Linked DNA regions of Mus musculus: region 1 is linked to region 2. A link is a contact called in ENCODE Hi-C or POLR2A ChIA-PET data. All regions are on one chromosome and are shown on one strand. Each heading gives the region's core, a stretch centred on a gene start or an enhancer-like site at or near the end of the contact. The rest is flanking DNA. Distances are from core to core; before and after follow the strand shown.

Region 1 (3,998 bases), core at 1,072-3,571, 60 kb after region 2:
GTTTTATTTCTTCCCTGTGAGAAGGAATGTGTTGGTTCTGTTAAATGGCTCATCAGGTAAAAGTGCCTGCCATTCAGCCTGAGAACCTCAGGGTAAAAGGAGAACCAACTGCTTCAAGTTGTCCTCTGACATCTACACATGTACTGTGGTATGCAGATACTATTCCGAATGCATGTGCACAAGAGCACCCACATAAACACCATCCCCACACACCAACACAAATGAACATTCCATGATGTATTTTGTTTATAAGCATATCCGGATACCTAGTACCTTATACAAGACCCTAGTCTATAATCTTAAGAGAAATAGTTTGCTTTTTTTTAAATTCAGTTTTAAGCTGTAACCCTTCCATGTCTTTCTCCTCCAACAAACATCCTCTGGAAAACCTTAAATTGTTTTGGCTTTTTCTTTTTCATTTTCCCACAGTACTAGACCCCTTATAACACATTACATAGGTACTAGGTTTTGGGGCACACACCTGTAATCTCAGCATGCAGGAAACTGAGGCAGAAGCACAGAGTTCCAGATCAGTCTGGGCTACACTGTGAGACTCAGTCTCAACTCTTTCACTGCCCCCATACTGTGTAGTTTCTTGCTTATCACCTGATTAATACCGATTTCCTGTTCTATGTATGCTGAAAGAGGAGAGATATTTGCTTGTTCTGATCATTGGTGTACCCCAAGTATTATGCTAGAGGAAAACCTGTCAGATGACGGACACTCAATTGATGATTGCTAAGTGAGTGAACTTTAAAAAACAAAACAAACAAACAAACAAAAAAAAAACAGCTAACTTCTCAAACCTGAATATGCACTGGGACTTTTGTTTAAAATGCATATTCTAATTGTCAAATGTGGGTTGGGATCCCAAGGCTCTGCATTTCTAATAGATTCCCAAGCTACAAGGACATTACTAGGGTTTGTGAATGGCAAAGCTCAAAACTACTCCCATCATTCATTCATTCATGAATATGTGTGTGTGTGTGTGTGTGTGTGTGTGTGTGTGTGTGTGTGTGTATGAGAGACAGAGAGAGAGAGACAGAGAGAAAGAGAGAGAGCAAGCAATGAACCAAAACTATTGCATTGTGACTCCGTTTTTCAGTGCTTAAAGGATCAATGGGGTTAGTAAACAAAACAAGTCAGGAACTCTAAGTCAGAGGACTGGGAAGATGGCTCAGACACACACACAAACAGACACAGACCGGGCGGGGGTAGGGGATCAAACTGTAGGTTAACATCCAATTGTCACAATAGATTTCAATCCTCCCAAAAAATATAATGGTAAACTTGCATCAACTAAAAATTATATAGCAGTGATTTATCTGTATTAAGCATATGCTATAGCAAAATTTCATTAAAATTATCTACTTCTAAGACATAAAATCCAACAAAGCAAAAACATTTAAAACATGAAAATGAGCTCAAGTATCAAATAAGACATATCCATTAATTCTTACCTCAAGAGCTTTAAAAAAGCATTCTGAATTGTCCGAAGACTTTAAAAACTTCACAAGAAACGGCTCTTGGTCATTTCTGGACATAGCTGAACTGTGAGAATAAGGCAGTCAAGAAGAACAAAAGTCAGTCAGTCAATCAGGGAATTAAATGTACAAGTCAACTATTTTTGTAGGGTTTTTGGTTTTTTTTTTTTTTTTTTTTAGTTTTGAGACAAGCCCTGGCAGTCCTGGAATTCGCTCTGTAGACTAGGTCTGCCTGGCACTCAAGAGATGCTCGGCCTCTGCCTCACTCAAGCTGGCAAAAAAGGGAGTGTGCCACTACCGCCCGGCCTGCAAATCAACTATTTTCTTATGCAGACAAGAGTGCCTAAGACATAGCTATCTGGCTTGGTTCATCAATTCATTCAAGATGTTTACAAAGGGCCCCAGAAGGTGGGCAAAGTCGAAGAAGAAAAAAAAGGACACGGATCCTTGCAAACGTGAGAACAAAATGAACGTTCCTGATTGAATCCCCTGAGACCCTTGGTTTGGTCCTCAGTCACTCACTGTTCACTTGCATGGGGCTTAAGACGACGCAGGGCGCCGCTGCGGCTACGGGTACCCACAGCCCGCAAGATTTGCTCCTAAGTTAACGAACTCTGAACGCAAGCAGCCACCGTGCAAGGTCGTGCACGCTCGGCCCAGCTCCCAGGGAAAGGAGCGTCCAGGCCGCGGCTCCCCAGGGACCTGAGGCCCACCCGCCGGTTAGGAGAGGCGCGAAGGCCGCAAGAGGCGCCGGGCGGCCACGCCGGCCGGGAGGAGCCGAAGCTCGCTCACCTAGGTGGAGCCCGAGGGCCCACGGGCACCAAGTCGGGGGGCGCGCGGCCGGCAGGACGGCGGCTGGGGTCGGGCGCCAGCCCGGCGCGCAGCCCCCGCCCTCGGCGGCGCCCCCAACCCGAAGCTAACGCTGCAGAACCCGGAAGGGCCAAGACCGGGAACCGACTTTCGCGCCAACCGAGCGGACGCCACACCTCTTCCGGAGGAAGTGGCGTCATCGGGGCCCCCGCTCTGGGAAGCGGAGCGGTCGGAAGAGGGCGGTCCTTGGGCACGCTTTCCCGAGATGCTCTGGGGTCTGGGTTTGCGGCAACAGTTTCGGCTGCGGCGCAGCTCATCGTTCGTGGCGAGGGCCTGCGGGCGGCCGGACCGATCAGCCTTAAGTCCAGAACGTGCAGAAGTGGGGCGAGGGGGTCCAGTGGCGAGTTCTCCTGACGGTGCCGGGGCAGCGCATGAAGCTAATAGCGGCTTGTGGGTGGGAGGATGTTAAGAAAGTCAAGGTCTGACTCCCCAAAGTGGATGAACAATCAATCCTTACCAAAGCCAAAAACAGTAACGGAAAGAAGACTGGGTGATGAAAGGCACGCTAGATTATTGATTAGGTTATATTCACATTCAAGACTTTTAAAATATGTATTTCTAAGCCGAGCAGTGGTAGAGCACACCTTTAATCCCAGCACTTGGGAGGCAGAGGCAGGCGGATTTCTGAGTTGCCAGCCTGGTCTACAAAGTGAGTTCCAGGACAGCCAGGACTATATAGAGAAACCTGTCTTGAAACTCCACCCCCCCCCCCCCAAAAAAAAGTATTTCTAGATATCCTCTATCAGGTGTATAATTGGCAAAGATTTTCTCCCATCTGTATGCTTATTCATTTGATTAATTTTTCTTTGCTGTGCACAACCTTTTAACTTCACGCAATCCCATTTCATTTGTCCGTTGTTCGTATTATATCCTGAGCAACTAGGGCCCTATTCAGAAAGCCCTTGACTATTTTGGTTTCAGGATTTCAGTTCTGACATTAAGGTCTTTAATCCATTTGGAGTTGATATTTGTGTAACGCAAGAGAGATTAAGATCTAGTTTCCTTCTTTTATGTATGGCTATCCAATTTTCCCGGCACAGTTTATTACAGAAGTTGGTTTTTTTCTTTTCTGATGTGTACTTCCGGCATTTTGTGACAAAGAATCTTTACTTAGCCAAACCTGTAGTCTGACTACTGGTCGTTCTCCTTGTAAAAATCCAGTTAGATCCTGCCACCTTTGATAGCTCATGCCCTTTCTCATTTTTCACTGTCCCCAGGTAATATCTGACTATTCTGGCCTATCTACAGTAAGAAAACTCTTAGGTTCTAACCAAAACCCCATTCTTATGTTACCTCTTAAAAGTTGCTAAGGGTAGCCGGGGGCAGTGGTGGATCACGCCTTTAATCCCAGCACTCAGGAGGCAGAGACAGAGGCAGGCGGGATTTCTGAGTTCAAGACCAGCCTGGTCTACAAAGTGAGTTCCAGGACAGTCTGGGCTACACAGAGAAACCCTGTCTCGAAAAACAAACAAACAAACAAACAAACAAAAACAAAAAAAAGTTGCTAAGGGTAAATTATTGATAAAATGCTGAATTATTAGCCACCCCCAGCTTTATTTTATTTTATTTTATTTTTTGAGACAGAGTTTCTGCATAGCCTTGGCTGTCCTGGAACTCACTGTGTAGGACAGGTTGGCCTTGAAC
Region 2 (4,289 bases), core at 1,228-3,727:
CAAACCACGTTTGGCAGTGTAGGCCTAGAACCTCAACACTTTTGGAGACAGAGACAGGAGTGTTATCTATCACTCGGCCCTCCTGGGCTACACAGGAAGACCTTGTTTAAGGAAGAGAGAGAGCCAGCTGGAGAGAGGACTCGGTGATGAGAAGTACTTACCGCTCTGCCAGAGGCTTGTGTTCAGCTCCCCGCTCCCATATCAAGTGGCTCACAGTAAATCCAGGCTTAGGGGTTCAGATGTACAGTCACATCCATGTACTGATGCATGCACATAAAATAAAGATAAATACATCTTTTTGGAAAGGAGAAAAATGGGTGGGGTGTTCAACTGATAAAATAGTTGCAGGATACAGGAAACAGCTTTGTAGACAGTGGTGGGATTTAACCTCAGCAGAGGGAGGCAAAGGCAGGAAGATCTCTGAGTTCAAGGCCAGACAGGGCTACACAGGGTGACTCTATCCTAAAAACAAATGAAAGGAAACAGAAACAAAATGAGAGAGAAAGGAGAAAGAGAGAGAGAATTGGAAGTGGAGATTCAAGACCATCCTTGGCTCTGTGTTCAAGGTTAATTTAGGATACTTTAGACACTGTCTTAAAATGAGGGGGGTGGGGAGCAGGAAAGGGCAGAAAAAGAAGGAAAGAGGAAAGAAGACAAGGAAGGTAAAAAGAAAGTTTGCTAAGAGATGTTAAGCAAAGCTGGTGGCACTGGGCAGTGCTGAACTTGGACAATACCACAGGAAGATATGTGGTGTCACAAAAGGAAGTCACCTAGGAACCATCCTGGGCTGGGGGAAGAGAACAAATATGTCTGCTTATTAGCCAGGTGTGGTGGCGCACACCTTCAATTTCAGCACTTAGGAGGCCCAGGCAGGTGAATCTCTGAGTTTGAGGTCATCTCCGTCTTCAGAGCCAGTTCCAAGGCAGCCAGGACTACATAGTGAAACCTGTCTCAAAAAACAAAACAAAAGAAAGGTCTTCTTATTGTTGGCTACAGCCATAGAGCCTTCATTTATCCATCGATATGTTCAGAATGTAGGTCTTCAATAGCCACAACTAGGGAAGGACTTGTAAGGAAAGACAGGAGGGAACAGGTGTGGAAAGACATCCCTCCATTTACTAGCTGGGTCCTATCTTTCCCCCAAGGCTACAGACATAGGACTTAGCCATTTCCTCAGTGGTTGTCACAGCTTTCTCCTCTACCCTTTAGAGGAAGCAGAAGTTTAATGCATACCCAGACCACACGTCTCATAGAGAAACACACATTTGATTCTCCAAGGCCCCAAAGTCAAGTCAGGTGGAAACAAGGATATTTTTTATCCCCTTCTCTGTCCTAAGATCCAGCATAGGAGCCAAAGTTAAACTGTAGCAATCACTCAAACTCAAGTCAGAGCAGGAGCAATTCTAGGTGCAATTGTGTAACTAAAAACAAGGAAACTCCAACATCTGTATTGGGTCATTCATTCTTTAGCTGGTAGAGAGCCTCTCTAGCAAGAATGGAAACCCCTAGTATCGCTAACATAGGCACAAAAGTGCATGCCTGAATTCTCAGCACTTGGGATGGTGGAGGCTGGAAGGTCAGAAACACATTATCTTTTCTATGTATGGCGTTCAAAGCAGCCTGGGGTAGGTGAGACCCGGTCCCAAAACAAAGCAATCTCCCCCAAGCAAACAAAAAGCTTTCTGGGCTGCAGATGTTTCGGGGATCAAGTATTCACATAGTATGTGCCAATAGGGTGAAGACCCAGGAAAAGGAGGGGTTTTGTGTGTTTTCTTTTTGTGATTCTGTGGACAGACTCTGCGCTGACATGCGCCTGTCGCACGCTACCACCAAAATCACATTCCCAGCCATTCTCCATCTCACAAGAGCTAGCGTTAGAGGGTCAGATTTATTTAGCCTGACCCTGGTAGACACAGCTAGTCAAAATCAGTTCCCTTCCTTTCATGCACTGGCTTATTTAAGATCCTTCCGTAAATGGAACCACGAATACTAATCCAGCGCTCCTCATCAAAAGCATTCCATTCAGAAGAAAAGTAATAGGTGCCCGACCAGAGAGGGTGCGAGTACAGAAAAGCAGGGCAGGAGGACCAAGCTTGAACATAGCTGGCTTAACATGGTCTCTTTCCTTTTCCTGAAAGTTCAAACGCCTACCAGGCCACAGTCCTGGCGAGCAGACGCACGTGTACCCTGCGCATGCGCGCAACCAAGGCACACCCGCCCCCTCCGGCTGGTCTTCTTCAGCCAAGTCACCAACCCTCTAAATGCCCGCCCTCAAGGCAAATTCCCTGGCCAATCGGAGGCAGGAGTCACTAGGGACGTCACTCTCTTTGCCTACACCCGCTTTCTCCCCGCCCCCATACAGGGCACCGCCCCGTAGAAGGAACGGATTGTCACCTAAGCGCTCCGTCCGGGCATCTGATTGGCTCTCCCGGAAGACCCGCCCCCTTCTCATCCCGCCGCCCGCCCCCCTCGGCGCGCCCACAGCGGCGGGCGGAACCGAGCGCGCAGGCGCGGCGCTGCCTCTCTCTGCTGGTGGCCCGCCCTCCCTCCTCCCCTCCCTCCCCTCCCCGTCCCCTCTCCCCCTCCTCAGGCCCGCGCGTCTTCCTCCCGCACGCGCCGTCGTTAGCCGAGCGCTCGCCGGTGCGCGCCTTCCTTGTCCCTCAGGCAGCGGGGCGGGCGCGACCCTGCTCCACGCTCGCGGTTCCCAGCGAGGAACGTACCACCAGAGCACGGGGGGAGCCGGCCGCCCTGCCGCCCGCGCCTCGGCGACCCCGCGGGGCTGAGGCGACGCCGCACCCTGCAGCCTGAGCGCACAGCCGGCCTTGACCCAGAGCTCGGAGCCGCGAGCGCCGCGCCCTCCGCCGGCCCCACCCATCCGGACCGCGGCCATGGCCGAGACCGAGGAGCGGAGCCTGGACAACTTCTTCGCCAAGAGGGACAAGAAGAAGAAGAAGGAACGGAGCAGTCGCGCGGCCAACGCGGCGAGCGGCGCGGGCGGGAGCAGCGCGGCGGCGGGCTCCAGGCCGGGCGATGGCGGGAGCCTGGGCTCCGGTGCCAGGTCGGGCGACGGCGGGAGCTTGGGCTCCGGCTCCAGGTCGGGCGACGGCGGGAGCTCGGGCTCTGGTGCTAGGTCCGGAGACGGCGGGAGCTCGAGGTCCGGAGACGGCGGGAGCGCGGGCCCCGCCGGCAAGGCCATAACGAAGGTGAGGGTCGGGAGGCCGGCGGCCGGCCGCATGTGCCCGCCCCCGCCGGCCCGGGAGGCCACGTGACTCGGGCTTCGCACGTCGGCCCGGCGGGCGGGCGGGCTCGCGGTCCTCGGCCCCCGGGGCTCGTCTGGCCGCCCCCGTCCGCGGCCCTCTGCGCGCCGCGCCCTCTGGGCCACGGGGGTTGGGCCGGTCCCCGGGTGACGTGTGCCCGAGTCCTCGTGGTCCCGCTTGAGCCCCGCTGGGGCCGGATTTCATGTTCTTAAGGTGTTCCGAGGCTCCTCTGTGCCGCCCGGGCCAGCGTGGCTTACTCTCCCAACCACGGCCACGCAGGGCTGGGAATTGAGTTGTGGAATTTCTGTCGCCTTCTCTCCGCCGCTCAGCTCGCCCTGGGCTTGGGTTTAAGTAAAAGCGGCGGCAGAGAGGGCGTTTGGGAATTAGGCACGTCTCCGGATCTTGCAGGAACGGGCTAAACTTTACCGTCCGGCCACTAGCCCCAATTTTTGAGACAAGGTCTCACGGTGTAGCTCTGGTTGGCCTCCAGTTCACAAAGAGCCTCCGGCCTCTGTCTCTGGAGTACTGGGATTAAAGGTCTGTGTCACTGTCTGCAATTTTGTTTTTTTTTTGTTGTTGTTGTTGTTGTTGTTTTTTGTTTTTTTTAAAGATCACATTTATTTGCTTATTTGTGTGCGCGCACTCCTGTGTACGTGTGCGGAGAGGTTAGAGGCCGGGGTAAATTCTCTCTTCCCACCACGTGGGCCTGGAGAGTTAGACTCTCTGGTTCTCGGTGTTGACTGCCGCCGATTCTTAGACCGACTCAAGAATCCTGGCGACCACTGATGGAATTTTTCCGAGTCTGGAATCTGTTTACCAAGATCTCTAATTAATTAATTCGATGTTTCGCGGGTACCTTTACCAGTTTGGGGAATCCCGTTGGCCCTTGATGCCTTTTAGTCTGAAGTGGGCTTACCAAAAACTAATCAGGTGTTGTTTCTTCCATAGGATGAAAATGAGTGGAAAGAATTTGAGCAAAGAGAGGTTGATTACAGCGGATTAAGAGTTCAGGCAATGCAAATAAGGTAGGAT

What was found. Hi-C counts contacts between places; a loop is a spot of excess contacts on that map. ChIA-PET counts read pairs that join two places held with the same protein, here RNA polymerase II (POLR2A).
Region 1: a loop to region 2 is called in a map of heart, with 4 times the contacts of the local background. The contact joins the promoter of Topbp1 here to the promoter of Cdv3 in region 2. A Hi-C loop is called at or near these places in 9 of 37 maps with a recorded cell type or tissue (gastrocnemius, heart, left cerebral cortex and 1 more). POLR2A ChIA-PET finds 5 or more read pairs at or near these places in 5 of 5 experiments (Patski and embryonic stem cell).

Annotation. Positions count from the first base shown.
Region 1 is chr9:103,303,650-103,307,647 of GRCm38, reverse strand. It overlaps Topbp1 (topoisomerase (DNA) II binding protein 1), which reads right to left and starts at 2,321. Exons shown (of 28, transcript NM_176979.5): 1 at 2,277-2,321; 2 at 1,461-1,551. The coding sequence starts at 1,544.
Region 2 is chr9:103,363,968-103,368,256 of GRCm38, reverse strand. Cdv3 (carnitine deficiency-associated gene expressed in ventricle 3) reads left to right here and starts at 2,477. Exons shown (of 5, transcript NM_175565.3): 1 at 2,477-3,203; 2 at 4,206-4,282. The coding sequence starts at 2,889.